2 separate regions of the Homo sapiens genome follow, and region 2 is linked to region 1. A link is a loop called in an ENCODE intact Hi-C map of the cell type or tissue named here. Cell type or tissue: PC-3. All regions are shown on one strand.

Region 1 (8,000 bases):
TTACATTTTTCTTTTTTTTTTTTTTTGAGACAGAGTCTTGCTCTGTCGCTCAGGCTGGAGTGCAGTGGTGCGATCTCGGCTCACTGCATGCTCCGCCTCCCGGGTTCACACCATTCTCCTGCCTCAGCCTCCCGAGTAGCTGGGACTACAGGCGCCCGCCACCACGCCCAGCTAATTTTTCGTATTTTTAGTAGAGACAGGGTTTCACCGTGTTAGCCAGGATGGTCTCGATCTCCTGATTTTGTGATCCACCCGCCTCGGCCTCCCAAAGCACTGGGATTACAGGCGTGAGCCACCGCACCCGGCCTTCATTTTTCAATTTAGAATCTCGGTCTACCACCTCCTCTTGATAGGGAGTGGGAGGCTGTTACAAATTACTAGGGGCCCCACTTTTCTCAGTGGCCTCAAAATCATTTTATTTATTTATTTATTTTTACCTCACTAGGATCTAAATCTGTTTTTAGTGGCTTTGAAAACTGTTTCTAGGACTGAACTACTGAATTACATTTAAGATTGAACTAGTGAATCAGTGACTAAACAAAACAAATTTTAGGAAACCATTCTCTTCATTGTTCAACAGACAAAAACCAACGAATTTTATCACTTACTAGCTATGTGACTTTGGGCTAGTTATTTAACCTCCATGTACCTCTGTTTCTTCATCAGTAAGATGCTGATTATAACAGAGTGTGTCTCAAAAACTAGTATAAAAGTGAGTTCCATGTAAAGAGCTTAGAATAAGAGGGTATACACCTAATTCATTCTATAATGAAACTTAAAAACATTAAGAATCCTCAAGGATTACATGAAGCCAATCTGAATCATAAAGACAGGTTAAAAAGTCTAAACCAAATGTTAGCAAATAAAGCAGCAATAAATACATATTTTTCTATGTACCTATATGTGTATGTATATTTGTGTGCATATGGCATGAAAGGCTTTAAACATGAGATGTTCTAATAATTCACAATGTTAAGAGATTAAAGGGGAAAAACCACAGAAAATTATTCAACTAAACAACCATTCACGATAAAAATGTATGGCAAATTTGGAATAGGAGGAAGTTACCAAAACTAATCAAAGATATCTAATCTTGATGGTGAAATGTGGAAGCATGCTCTTTAATTGTAGACACAAGTAAAGAATGCTTGTTCTCTCCATTTCTATTTAACAGTCTTTTGAAAGCATTGCTTTTTTTGGACAAGTGTCCTCACTGTCACCTGGGAGCTTGTTAGAAATGCAGGTTCTCAGTGCCTGACCTACCACTGAACCAAGATCTTCCTTTTAAAAGGATCCCTCAGGGATTCATATTTTAAAGTCAGAGAAGCATCCGTGCAGCCAGTCAATAAATCATTTTAAAAAGTGGTATAAAATATAGAGTATAAAAATTGGAATGGAAGAAACAAATTTTTGTTATTCACAGATGATACGATTGTCTACAAAGAATACCTAAAAGAATCAGAAGAAACATCATTAAAAGTACATCAAAGTTTGAAAAGTTTCTAAATATTTGTTCGATATAAAAATTATTAGATTTGGATATAGCTGCAGCAAGCATTTGGAAAATATAACTGAAAATTGTTGCCATTTTGTAATAGCAACAGAAGTCTACAGTGGATGTGAATAAAAAATGTATAAGATCTTCGTAACAAAATGTATAAAATGCACTGAATAACACTAAAGGAGGCAATTAATAGAGGGATACGCCACAATTATAGCTAGAAAGGTAAAGCAGACCAACTGTACTGATGCGTGTCAAAGGTAACACTACCAGTCAGTGGAAAAATGATGGATCAGTCAATCGATGGTGTGGAAATAACTAGTTAGCCATATGGGAAACATACAAAAGTGGATTTCTTCTCACACTGCACACAGAATTCAATTCCATATGTAAAAGAACTTTACGGTGAAATAAAAAACTTGAAAAATTTTTAGAAGGGAAACATTATTTTAACTGTGATTCATGAACTATATGATAGAATGAAAACAATGACATTTTATATCATCTGGGACATTACTAGATGTAAAATAATTAAGTTTATTGACCTCTAAACCAGCCCAATAGGGAAAAAGGGAGTAAAGGGGAGCATCTTCTAGGCAAATGATGTTCCCATACATAGACTTGCCAGAGCATTTGCAAGATTCCCTTTAGAATCGATGTTTGGTCTCTTGCCTATCCCTCCTCCCCAGGCAGTCACTTTCTCTGGATTTTTTTTCCCTCTTTCTTTAGCTTTTCCTTCTCAGTCCTGGCAATAGGCCTTCAACACCACACCATCACCACTCCACCAATTCTGGAGGGATATGATTTTCAAAGGAACAAAGTTTTTGGAGTTGAGTTCCAGCACTAACATATGTATGGACGAAGATAACAGTCTACAGCTTTCTGTTTTCCTCCCTATTGCTCTAGAAGAAAACGCTGCCAAGAAAAAGCTACTTCTAATTTTTTCATAGAAAAAAACTGCTACTAAAGTATTTTTTTAAGAATCATTCTTTTCTTCGGGAGAAGATATTTCCAACACTTGTTGTGATCAAGAGAAATTGCAGAATATTTTTAAAATTCTTAAAAATCAATCAGAAAAAAGAGTCTGGAAGAAATTTGAGGAAGGCTTAGAAATAATTTTTATAGAAAAAGAAACATGAATCACTAACAATATTTTTAAGGCTTAAATGTATTATCAGGGAAATTAAAATTAATTAAAAAATTAGTATCATGTTACCACTAGATTGACAAAAAATTTGTCTTTCAAAAAACACGAGAGCTTTTATAAACTACATGTGATCACATATTCTTTCTCCAATACTCCTTGAGAACTACTAGATTATAAACATACATACACATACATAGGCACACACATAGGCACACACACACACATACACAGTCATTTAAGGTTAAAATACGGTAAATATTTTCTAAGTCACTTAAAATTATTGCCTGTGGATTTTTCATGTAAAATATTAAACTCTTCCAATGTTTGAACTTAATGGTTATTGAGAAATACGAAAAACTATTAGCTTTCTTGATTTAATATAGTTAATATTGCTTATAAAGGAAAGAAAAAATGCTTGGCTACAAGGTCATCTCATTTTAAGATTACATTGATTAAACATGTAGTATAGACAGGGCATCTAACCCCCATTTCACTAGCCAGCACTGAAAACTTCTTTAACCTTGCATAAAATGCATGCATATTCTTTGAAAGTCTTTTTTTGTAAACGAAGTATTAGATTTTTAATGTAAATTATAAGAAATGTAATGTTTACTAATGCCGTCAAGAATGGCAGGTCAAATTCACCTGGTTTTTAAAGATCAAATGCCTACTTTTACAGTCACCTTTCAACCTTTGTTTTAGACTCTAGGATTCGTTTGTCACAGGTTTGCCTATTTGGGCCACAGCTTCCTTATATAGGGTACAGAGCAGCATTCAAAGGTAGTGTTTAAGTATATGGACTTGGGTGCTAGATCACTGTGCACTAACACCCAGCTCAGACACTTACTAGCTGTGTGACCTGGGGTAACTTAACAGAGCCTCATTGAGCTTTGGTTTCCTCACTAGTAAAATGAAGCTGAAAGGAGGATATATTTCATAGGGTTGTAGCAGTTACATGAGTTAAAATACCTGAGCTATTTAGAGCAGTGCCTGGTTCATAGCAGGTGATCTAGGAGTGTTATTGTTCTTCACGTTATTCACATTTAATAGCAAATCATACTGCAAAAAATGGTGTCAATGTAATGGTCATTACAGGCAATCTAAGTTGCTTTTGCTCTTGACAGTATTTTACACCTTTAAAGTTTCCAGTAAAAAAGATAATGCTAATACCATTTATAAAACAGAAGAACAAAGAATTCCTTGACAATTTAAATATCTAAATTTATTAGTTAAATCAATTAATTATTTGTTGTTGCTGACTTCCACTAAAATGTGCCTAATCGTTTTATGAATGTCTTCCTATTCCAGTCAGTATTTTTAGCAGGTTTAATTCTCAAGCATTCCAATTGGATGTGCTGGAATTTGGCTCCTATTAACTCATGGTTTTGTCCTAGTGATTAATTTATCCTACCAGATTGAATAAGTATATATGTATGTACTTGTGTGTTTGTGTGTGTGTGTGTGTGTGTGTGTGTGTATAAAATTTACACCAGTGGCAAAAATAGTGATTTCATTTTGCCAGTTTGCAAGGCAAAATGATGTTTGCTATTGTATTTCTTTTGCTAAAAAAAAAAATAAAGCACGCTCGAGTATTTTTACTGTCTGCACACTATTTAACCTCATGTCTTATTGTGTAGCTGAGTCATGATGAATACAACAAGCAAACATCCTTAATGTTCTGTTTTGTCAGTGCTGGGCTGTGCACTATGGTGGCTGCCCAGGAGGAGGGGGGCAGGACATGAGCACTCACATCAAGGATCTTATATCAATTTAGGAAGATAGAACTAAAACACCCAAAACAACAGTGAGCAATACCAAATGGTTTCAGTTCAACCCATGATAGTGTACAGGAGTCGAATAAACAACAGGAATGAAAGAGGGGAAGATGGCAATAGTCAGGGAATGTTTCATGGCTGAAGGGGTCACTTATCCCCAATTCAGGCATTCGACTACCAGCTTCATGATTCTGCCATATCCACATTTCTACATCATGATTTTTGTTGTTTCTGCATCCCCTATATACTATTATTAATTTTAAAAATTCTGTAATAGACTAGTTTTTTAAAAACTGAAATAAAATGTCTTCATTTAAAGAAGAAACTTTATATCACAACTATAAATGGAAAGTCAGTAACTCTTGCCATAAATGCAGCATAAACAGAACAACCTTATTAGTTTCTATCCAGATAATGTTGCCTTCGAAAGGCACTAGGCTACAGGCCGGTGTTATCTCTGTTTATAAGACAAAGCAGGTGTTAATAAGTGTTAGAGACTTAGTAAAGCCAACATGAGACTTTCTGCTGTCCTTCCTTCTTCCCTACCATCTTTCTTCCCTTCCTTTCTTCTTTCAACTTTCCTCTTTCTCTCTCTCCCTCCTTCCTCCTCTTCCCTTCTTCCTTCCATCCTTTAGCAAATATTCATTGAGCACCTATTATGTGACAGGTACCATTCTAGGCACAGAGGATACAACAGTGAAAAAACAGAAAAAAGCCCTTGCCCTTATAGAGCTTACATTCTTGTTGGATGAAAGCAGTCAATAAACAGATAACAAAGGATACAGTAGGTCATAGGTGCTATGAATAAAAATACAGCAGGGAACGTCAAGGTGGAAGAAAAAGCATGAATAGGAAAGGATTACTGCTAAAGTAACATATGAGCGATGATCTGAAGGGCAGGATGGAACCAGCCATCCAGATACTTAGAGGAAGAGAATTCCCAGCACTGGGAACAGGTAGTGCAAAGGCTGTGATGCAGAACATGCTTGGCACATTCAGGGAACACCAGTGAAGTCAGAGTGGAGAAGTGAGTGGGTGAGGCGGACAGTGGTTTGAGAAGATGTCAGATCCAGGTCACTTGAAAGGGGCGGTAGACATAGATCATGTAGAAGTTTAACAGACATAGCAAGAATTTGACTTTGACTCTAGATGGCATGCCATTGGATGGCTTTGAGCAGAGAGCAACACGATGTGAACTAATTACTGTTTTTGTAGAATAACTCTGCTATGAGATTAGACTGGATGGGCAAAAGCACCAGTCGGAAAACTGGTTAGGAGGGTATTTCCATTAATTTAAGAGAAAGATGAGAGAACAGTCATGTGGGAAGCACAGGAAGTAGTAAACAATATTGGATTTGTTGGGCAAAGTGTATCCACCACCCCCCAAATACACACACACACACACAAATCTCTATCTCAGCACTTATGTATTTATGGTTTATAAATGAGGCTGTTTATGGGCAGGACACGGTACCTCACACCTGTAATCCCAGCTTTTTTGGAGGCTGAGGTGGGGGGATCACTTGAGGTCAGGAGTTTGAGACCAGCCTGGCCAACATGGTAAACCTCATCTCTACTCATAATACAAAAAAATTAGCTGGGTGTGGTGGCCAGCACCTGTAGTCCCAGCTACTTCGAAGGCTAAGGCAGGAGAATTGCTTGAACCTGGGAGGCAGAGGTTATGGTGAGCCAAGATCACACCACTGCACTCCAGCCTGGGCAACAGAGTGAGATTCTATCAAAACAAACAAACAAACAAAAGAAACATGAGACCATTTATGGGGATGGGGCTGTTCTCCCTGCCCCAAATTTGTTGTCAGTGACTGGCAATCATGCCTTATTCATCTGTAAACCTTACTGACCACAGTGCCTGATAAAGGTGCTTAAAAAGTTGGTGCGACTGAATTTCAGATGAGTGGAATAATGAAAGGCACAGAGGAAAGAAGGCTCACAGTAGGTATTTGGGGCAAGAAGATCTACGTGGGAAGTGCAGAAAGGCATGGGCATTGTGGTGAGGCACCTCTCAGAGAAACCGAGGTTCACATTAGAATGGATTTCACGTGAAAGAAGTAGAACTAAGAGAAGTATAAGAGGAGAACGATTTAAGATGATAGGAAAGAGGCCAAGTTTCATGGAACCTTTATTAAAAAAAAAAGAAATTCCATATAGGTTAGATTTAGGAAATCAGGATTCGGAAAGGGCTAGGATTTACTACATAACTTTCATTCTGAAATCCTTACATTTCAACTATCAATTCACTGAATAATGTCAATATTTTATTTTGCTGCTTTTAAGAGATAAAAAAGAGCTGTTCATAACTAATGGAATATGTATATGCACACATACACACACACATATACATATATACACATATATACACATATATACACGTTGTGTGTGTGTGTCTGTATGTGTGTATATATATATAATGTATATGAAATTCCTCAATTTCAAAGACTGGAATAGAAACGTTCCTATAGATATACAAGGATCATTTATACTCCTAGGATGAAGAGACATGCATCATGAAGGTTTACTTGGGTTAATTAGGTATATTTCAAGGGTGATTAAGGAACAATAGGAGATCACTAAAAAAAAAAAAAATCTCTGCTGCAAAATAAAACTAATGGAAAACTGAGGCAGGACTAGGACAGCAGTAGAGAATGATGCACCACTGAGAATGGGGGAAGAGGAATTAAGGCAGATAGACCTGGAAGAAAGGTGGCTGGAGGAGCAGATATCTTGTCTTTACATCAGTGCATTCCTGATGTATAAGGGAGACTTGGCCCATCTTGCATAAAGCAGTCAGGTCAGAGTAAAAATAAAAACAGATGTATAACTGCCCAGTCTCTTGCTGGAAACGTGGAGACCCCAAGTCTTGTATGGAAGGGAGACAAAGTCAACAGCTATTTTTGCAGGTAAAAGAGAGGATTTTTTTGTTTCCTAATCCAGGTCATCCTCATCTCTTGCCTTTACTTATAGACACAGCTTTCTAATTGGCCTTGCAGGTCAACACTTGCCCATCTGTGCACCATTCTTCTCCCAGCCAATTACTGGCCTCTAAACTATTTTTGAATAAATAGCAAATCTTATATTATCTGTTTCAACCTCATTTCCTGACACTCTTTCCCCACTTTACCCCAAATTGCATAACTTCCTGGTTAATTCTTTAAAAGTTGCCTGTTCTAACACTAACTTCTTCCTCCCTCCCCAACCCATCTCTACAGTTAAGTTTATGTCCTCTTCTTATTTGATCCTGTAGCACCTTCCACCTGTCTGTTATAATATTTGATACACTTGTAATTCTAGATCTGTCACCCCAGAATGTAGAAAAGTGTCTGGTACATGGTAAACACTTAATATTTGTTAACCGTTGAAGGTTGAATGTTTACTATTGATGAACATGAAGATAAAAAGATAGTAGCCGACAATTATTGAGAATGAAAGGGTTTTTACACTAATTTACATTTCAGATAAGGTACAGCTTTCATTGAGATTTAAAAAAAACTCAGGTTTGAAATTATTATAGAACATTGTATAATTTCCCATGTTCACAAATTTAAAAAATACAGTACAC
Region 2 (8,000 bases), 50 kb after region 1:
GGTAGAAATGGAATCATAAAAAAGTGAAGACATCAGCCCTAGCTGATACAGCAAGTACAGAGGAGAGCCAGAATATAAACCTAAGAAGTCTGTCTGTATAAACCATGCTCTTAGCCACCAAGTTTCACCATCCCTCACAGGGAGAAAACTGCAGAGCAGAAAAGTTCTGGTCTTACTCCTAAGAAGAGATGCACATTACATACATGAAAAGATACCAAACATGACAACATAGAAAATGATGGATGCCAAGTGAGTGCCAGGAACTATAGAGCTGTTGAAAGAGATTCATTGCAAAACAGGTTGGAATAAGCAAGACAAACTTGAGAAGTGGATTCTCACATTGAGTGTGAACAAGCAGGGGCAGTGTGATGTGGAGGAAGGGAGCATGTACTCTACAGGCTTTAGCTTCAGAGGGGCTTGGGTTCAAATCCCAGCTCTGCCACTTACAAGTCATGTGAGCTTGGGGAAGTTACTTATTCTTTGTTTTCTAGTTTTCCTATCTGCAGGGATAGAAAAATGCTATTTCAAAACACTATTCATGAAGATCAAGCAAAATTAGTTATAAGCAGGTCTCAGCATACTTGGTACAAGGTACACATTTAATATGTGTACTATTATCCAACTAGGGAGAGATAGAAAGGGAGCTTCAGGTGAGAGGAACAGCATAAAAAATGATCCGCAAAAGCCAGAAATAAAACTTCTATGAGCTCAGTTCAAGCTGACTGGGTAGGTAAATGTCTGCCATGAACTTGGAAGTGAGAGAGAATCTCCCTTGGACACTCATTAAGGGGCCTCAAAGCCATGAAGAGTTGCCATGTGGTCCTTCCAGTCAATAAATAATTTTGTCCAAACACGAGTGGAAGAAAAAATTAAGAGACACCCGGATGGGGAAAACCCATTCTCTTTTTGGTGAGACAATCTAGCCAGAAGGACACTCTCGCCAGCTAGAGCTCTGCATATCCAAACAAGCACAGGTAAAGTGGAAGAACTGACCAGAAGAGGAGAAAACATGAATTAATTAATTAATCAAAGAAACACCTGTAAGGTTCCAAGTAGGTGGCAGGTAGGCTGAGTGTTAGTGTATCCAGTCAGGCAGGTGGTGATGACAAAGGGCCCCCAGGAAACTCCCATTTGTGTGAGTGAGAAAGGCAAGAAAACAGCATGCACAATGCTACTTGAGGAGCGATGTTTGAAAAAGTGATGCACAGGTTGCAGGGGATGCACAGAAACTAGGGATGCAGCACTGGAGTGGGGTGAGAAGCTTCCAAGAAGAGACAAGCCTTCTGATGGGTCTCAAAGGAAGAGGAGGGTCTCACCAGGCAAAGGGGTTGGGGGACACATTCTAGTCAGAAGGAACACCATGGACAAAGGTTGATGAATGAAGCAGAATGATATCTTTAAGAAGCTGCAAAACACTTTCCACCAGGAGGGTGCAGCTGGGGTGTGGCACATGAGGTTGTGAAATCAGGTCCTAAAGAGGCTGGAAGAATGTGTAGGAAGGAGATGGGCTCCGCTTGGCTCTTAGGTCTCTGCAGAAGGAAAGAGAAGGAGAATGGGACAGGTGGTGAGACTGGAGGCCTGTACACTATTTAGAAAGTTACTGGGCCAGGCACAGTGGATAATGCCTATAATCCCAACATTTTGGGAGGCTGAACCAGGAGGATCGCTTGAGCCCGGGAGATCAAAACCAACTTGGGCAACATGGAAAAACCCTATATTTACAAAAAAATAAAAAATGAGCCAGGCATGTTGGTTTGCACCTGTAGTCCCACCTACTTGAGAGGCTGAAGTGGGAGGATGCCTTGAGCTCAGGAGGTTAAGGCTACAGTGAGCCATAACTGCACCACTGTACTCCAGTCTGGATGACTGAGTAAAACCCTGTCTACAAAAATGCTCTAAAACAACAACCAAAAAAACCCAGAAAGTTACTGCATGGAGCCCAGAGGAGAAATAGTTGCAGCATCACTGGGAGGTGTGGGTAGTGGGGTGAAAAGGCTATGGCGTAAGCCTGGTGAGGAAAGGCAAAGCACCTGATGCTCCTTGGCTTCAAGTACAGATGGCAAAGCAACTGGGCAAGGAAGTCCCTGGACAGATGCTCAGGATGATTACAGCTTCAGAATGCTGAAGTGCAGCTGTGCCTATGTTTTCTTCCTCCTGTCCTCTGCCACACTGTCCTTCGTCACCCTCTGGGGCACCTCCCCTCATATGAGAATTGAGAAATGGAGGGAGAGTACATGAGTAGTGGGGAGACACCAAGACAGCAGAGCATAGTGAAGAGAGGAGGAGAGGGGAAGCAAAACTTAAAAGAGACTCAATGAAACTGGGAGTGCTTTTGCTAATGCCACTAGGAAAAAGAAATGTGAAAATAAAATTTTATATATAAATACAAACACATGCATATGAGTGGGTGGGTTAAACTACTATACCACCTCTTAGCCAGAATGATCTTTTCTAATTAGATTAGGAAATGAAAGTGTTAGAAGACTGAATGGGTAACATTTGAATTTTCCTTTTGAAAGATGGGCCATATTTTGACTTTAGAGGAAACACAGATGGGAAGTGCATTCTTGATCTTGGAAATGTTGTGATGATCCATCACTGTCAGGGTGAAGTAAGGATCTTTAGCATGGCCACCAGAGCCTTATCTCCCACCTCTGTGCCTGCCTCCACCCTGGCTCTTCTGCTGCCTTTATATTAAACATTTGTTCATTCACCACATAAGGTTCTCTCTCTTGCCTTCTTTTCCTGGTTAATTCTTACTGATCCTGCAAATCACAGCCTGAACTACTCATCCTCAGAGAAGACATTCCTGATTTTCCCTGAACAGATAAAAAAACCCTTCACAGATTTTTGAACCCTGTGTGTCTTTCTCCCGTAGCATCTGATCCAGTCACAGTTTCATGTGTGTGTGTGTGTGTGTGTGTGTGTGTGTGTGTGTGTGTGTGTGTGTGAGAGAATGAGAGAGAGAGAGAAAGAGAATTTGATTAATGCATGTCTTCCCCAGTTAATCATAAACTCCATAGGGGCAAGAACCATGTCTGATTTGGCATCTACGAATGAGTGATGAATGCAAATAATGTTTGGCTATGGGGGGATGAGGTGTGGCCATGTAGGAAGATGATGTCAGGGTGTGGTACAAGGTTAAGGAAGCTGCAGCTAAAAAGGATGCCAACTTAATCTATTTTGGCCATTTTGTCTACCCTAAGTATTATGTTCACACTGTATTTCTTCTTTCTGGACTAAGAAAAAAAAAACATGTTTGCTTGTGGGGTCTTTTTTTCCTTCTAAAATATTAGACTGCAAACAAAGGCACTGTTGGGTAGTATATTTTTGTTAGCACCCAAGGGGAAATGACTGTGTTCTTGGGCTCTCCAATTTTTACATTACATGTTTTCTACATGAGCTTTCAACCTAATGTAAGAATTAAATGCAAATTTGAGGCATATGAACTATTTTATGCAAGATCTTAAAATTGTTTTCCTTGGGACGTTCATTGAAAGTATGGCTCATTACTGAAAATCTATTCTTCAGTGTGTTCCTAACCATCTAGCCACGTCAAAAAAAGTTGCTTTAATATCTGAAGCCAAATCGCTGCTTTCCTTTGTGATTACAAGGACTCTCTTGGTAAATCAGAGTATGGCCAATGTCCAGTTGCTAAAGGTGGAAACTACAAGTTACTATTCTCCTTAAGTTACCAGCAAGATACAGTCAACATGTAGTTCTTTGGTGTCTGTCAAGAAAGTACAGAGATTTATAGGTAAAGAAGTCAATTTTCTTATCATAGATATAGTTGTCATATGGAGAGTATGCTGATTAGAAATAATGAAAGCAAGAGATAAACTTAAATTGTGGAATTATCTGAGAATTTCCATTATCCATGTCCCAAGTTAACTGCAAACAATATAAAGTTGACTATATCAATTTTTATGTACAGAAAAACATTTGGGACACAAATACATTTTAAAATCTTAAGAGTTTGCAGGGTAAAAAACATTTTGGGGGAAAAATAATTTTTCTAAGGGTTTGAGAAAAATTCAGCTTATATTTATGTATTTCAACTTCAGTAAGGATAAATGGAACAGCACCACTGGAATTGAACAATTAAGTAAGCAAATGATGGATGGTAGTTTTTCACTGTTGGAGTGGAAGATTATAGATAAGCAAGAGGAAGAAGCTAGAATGACCCATGTGGTAATGAGTTAGATTTGAAAATATCAGTATGAACTAATGCTTATCTATCTATCATCTATCTATTTATGCTTCCTGATTGTTAGATATGTGTACATACACAGGTTGGTATACACAAATATATGTCCTTGCTCTGTCAGCCAAGAAGGCCAAAAGGAAATGACAACCCAAAAACAATGAACACACCTATTGCTCAAATCTTGGTTTTTAATACCATTTTCCAATGAAAGGAACGTGTGCTCCTTGGAGAAATGGCTGAATCTATGATGAGGAAGGAGTTATATTGTTGATAAGCCTCAAGTATTGTGTAATGCTAGAAAGGATGAAAGTGCATCAAAACAAAACAAACAAAAAACAGAAAACAAAACCACCACAATTGTGGGGATGTATCAAAGGGACACAAGAAATAGTACCCAATGGCCAAAGCTGGAACAATTTCACAGCACGATTAGTATGACAGTAGTGGATTATAACCTAAGCATAAAATAAATATCCATGAGTCCATACTGATATACATAAATGCTGAATAATTAAATGAGGGAGAATAAGCAAATCTTCTGTGGAGAAGAATTGCAAATATTTTATGTAGATTCTCTGCCTTCAAGGAGATGGAGTATAACACCCTCTTAAGTGTGGGTTGTTTATCATGACTTCCTTCCAAAGGGTAGGTATGAAAATAATAAAAATAAGGAAAAATAATACATTTATAGTGGAAAAACCTGACCAAATCCACCTCGATCAGGTGATCAAGGTTAACATCTTTAGTCATGTTGACAGTGTGATGGAAAAATGGCACATTACCCTCTGTGGTCTCTCTCCCCAAAACACTAACTACAGTCTAATCATGAAAAATCAATCAGAAAATTCCAACTGAGAGACATTCTACAAAATACCTAATCAGTACTCCTCAAAACTGCCAAGGTAATGAAAAACAAGGAAAATCTGAGAAAATTCTATAGCAAAGATAAATGAAACACGAGAACTAAATGCAATGTGGTATCCTGAGTGGGGCCCTGGAATAGAAAAAAAGAACCTTAGGTAAAACTAAGGATATATGAATGAATAGGGACTTTAAATAATAATAATGTACCAATACTGGTTCATTCATTGTAACAAAAGTATCATACTCATATAAGACTTTAATAAAAGGCAGTGGGTGAGGGGTATATGGAAACTCCCTGCACTATCTTTGCCATTTTTCTGCAAATCTAAAGCTGTTTTAAAATAAAATTTATCTTTACAAAGCCCTGAAAGCCTAGAAATTTAAAGTAAACTCGTACAATCAAATAGTAAGGCCTAATCTTACTGACATAAGCCAATATTTAATTTTCTAACCCAAAATACAAACTCTTCTTCACATGTTAACCTCTATCTCCATTTTCTATGTCTACATTTCTTTAGAAGACCATAAATCACGCTATATTATCATTAATTAGAGCCAAGTTAAAATGTTAAAATTGCTAAACATATGACTCATTTAAACAAAGGTTTACTAAAAGACAGGAAACAATTTACAGGAGGTATGCATTTTCTGCATGGTTGCATCTTTCAAGAAGACAAAGAAAGGGATTAAGAATACCTTTGTCCTAAGATACAAAAAAACCACAAGGCAAAAAGTACGACATATAAAGTTTTACACCAAACAAAAAAGAGAAAAATTTCAGCAAATCAATGTTATCATCTACTTATGATTTTTTATCATTGCAAACAACGCATGTTTGTCCATCCTTACTTCGCCACCTGGACCAATGCAGGCCATGTCATATGAAATGCCTGTTCTGACCATTAGAACATCCAGACTCATTCTGGGGCTTAATCTCTTTTACTGCAGGTGCATCCACTTGTTATATTTCAGATTAGCAGCCTCAAAGAACTAGCCTCTTCCCAGTACCCATCCTTCAATTACTGCATCATTTTCTCTAACAATTGCAGTCTTTCAACCACTTTATATGTGACAAGGCATGAGCTTGCTTCCTCTCTTGTCACTCTCCTGAGTCCTCTTCTGTTTGTCTGCAGCCCAAAAGGAAGCACAATATTCCAGCTGAGGTCTGAATGATGCAGGGTCAAGTGCATTCATTACCTCTTTATTTTGGGTTATTCTGGTTCTATTAATACAGCTTAAGATGTTATGTGAAATTTCCAAAATAGGTTCCATATTTTACCTTCAAAACTGTATGGCAGACACAAATACTACATTATCTGTGATTACCGTGAATGAGGTTAGCACATTATTATGTGGTTGTGAATATCATACTTGGCTTCCTGGAGACCGAATATTCATGTATCAGGGCCCTCCTGTGATGACACAGTCAGTGGCGCCCTCACAAGGGCATACCTTCTAGCCTTGTCTTATTCTTTAAAAAAAACCCACATTCTTTCTTTGTTCTAGCTACACAGCTGGAAAATCAGAACTGAACATAATAGTGGGAAGAGAGTACTCTTTAATCTCAGTATTTAATCTCCTGATACTTTCTGGACCTCTGAAAGTATTAATACATGCATTCCCATGAGAAATATTATTGCTTCTCTAATAAATAAGGATGTCATACAAAATTAACAAATTAATAATTCAAGGACACATTCGGGTGCCAAAGAATACAGTTTTCTAATTTTTACAGGAAAATATGTAAAGTAATATAAAATTTTCACTTGTAAATAGTGCAAACTGTGTTAGAAAAAAAGACAATGCAGATGAGAGATTTCCTTGAAATGCTCTTAAAATCATGTTATTGATCCGTGTAAGTCAGCTATATCAATTCTACTGATCAAGAAATAGGTATTTTAAACACAATGCTTTCAGGAGTATACAATGTTGACAAATATGCAAAAAAAAAAAAATTGCAAAACTCCAAGAAAATCAAATAATGAATGCTAGCCAAATTTCTATCCGAACTAAGCTAACTCAATGATATTATCGTTGTCTTTAATGGAGAAACATGAATAAGGATAATCTTTAGTGGACTTAGATTAAGTAATACAATGAATAGCTATAAAATTTGTGGATCAGAATTAGAAGAGGGGAAAAACACATTAATCAAGTAGACATGTTAACAAAATAATGGATTAGTCAGGATTACATTTGAATAAATTAGCAAAGCAAAAGAAATACATTAAATATCTAATATTTAGTAACTTAGAAGAGAAAAAAATGCTGTGTATTTTACATACTAATTCATACACATGCCCAACAAATAACTACCGTTTCCAGTCTTCATGTGCACCATAACATGTGTAACATATGAAACAAAAATTTGCTCCTCCCTGATGTATATTGGTATGAAAATCTTTTAAGGTAACATGAGAATGAAAGAGATTCTTCTTCATGCTAGACATAGAGGTTTTTAAACACATCATTTGGCTGACGTAAAGCACATTTGCAATAGGCATTAGTAACCTCAAGTTAAGAACAATATATGCCAGGCTGATGTACTGGACACTTCCTAAATACTGTACTCAGCAGTTTTGGAGCACTTAGCAATGATGAATTGGTGTGAAGACTCAGGTACTGAAAGGTCATTTCCCTTTTTTTCTTGAATCTTTTGCTTGTCTTGATTGACGCTCTGAAGAAGCCAAGGATACAGAAGGGGTGGAGAAAGCACGCAACCCAAATTACCCAAAGGAGCTGCTTATAATGAACTTGAATGAAGATAGATTTTGGGGAGAGGTGGGGGAAAGTGGCCACAATCTTCAATATTCTTTTGAAGTGTTACTGCTTTCAAAGTTGTGATTTTTCTCAAGGTAAAGCTGTTTGACACAGATAGACTCATCTGTCAATCAAACATCTTTTACTCATGGCCAGGTCAAATACTTGA

What was found. Hi-C counts contacts between places; a loop is a spot of excess contacts. Peaks named below come from ENCODE experiments on the same cell type or tissue, not always from the same donor. Only the 100,000 strongest peaks of a DNase experiment are listed, where the experiment ranks them.
Region 2: a loop joins it to region 1, with 2.7 times the contacts of the local background. A loop is called at or near these places in 5 of 110 quality-filtered maps.

What each region holds. Positions count from the first base shown.
Region 1 is chr5:59,514,098-59,522,097 of GRCh38, forward strand. All of the region lies in intron 1 of PDE4D (phosphodiesterase 4D), which reads right to left. Among named protein-coding and RNA genes, the nearest start is that of MIR582, 190 kb to the right of the region's middle. In PC-3, no CTCF peak of the experiment used is centred here; DNase peaks (open chromatin) are centred at 4,034 and 4,334; H3K4me3 peaks cover 369 bases; H3K27ac peaks cover 3,087 bases.
Region 2 is chr5:59,563,634-59,571,633 of GRCh38, forward strand. All of the region lies in intron 1 of PDE4D (phosphodiesterase 4D), which reads right to left. LOC107986347 (a long non-coding RNA gene) reads right to left here. Exons shown (of 2, transcript XR_001742409.2): 1 at 1-8,000. Among named protein-coding and RNA genes, the nearest start is that of MIR582, 140 kb to the right of the region's middle. In PC-3, no CTCF peak of the experiment used is centred here; no DNase peak of the experiment used is centred here.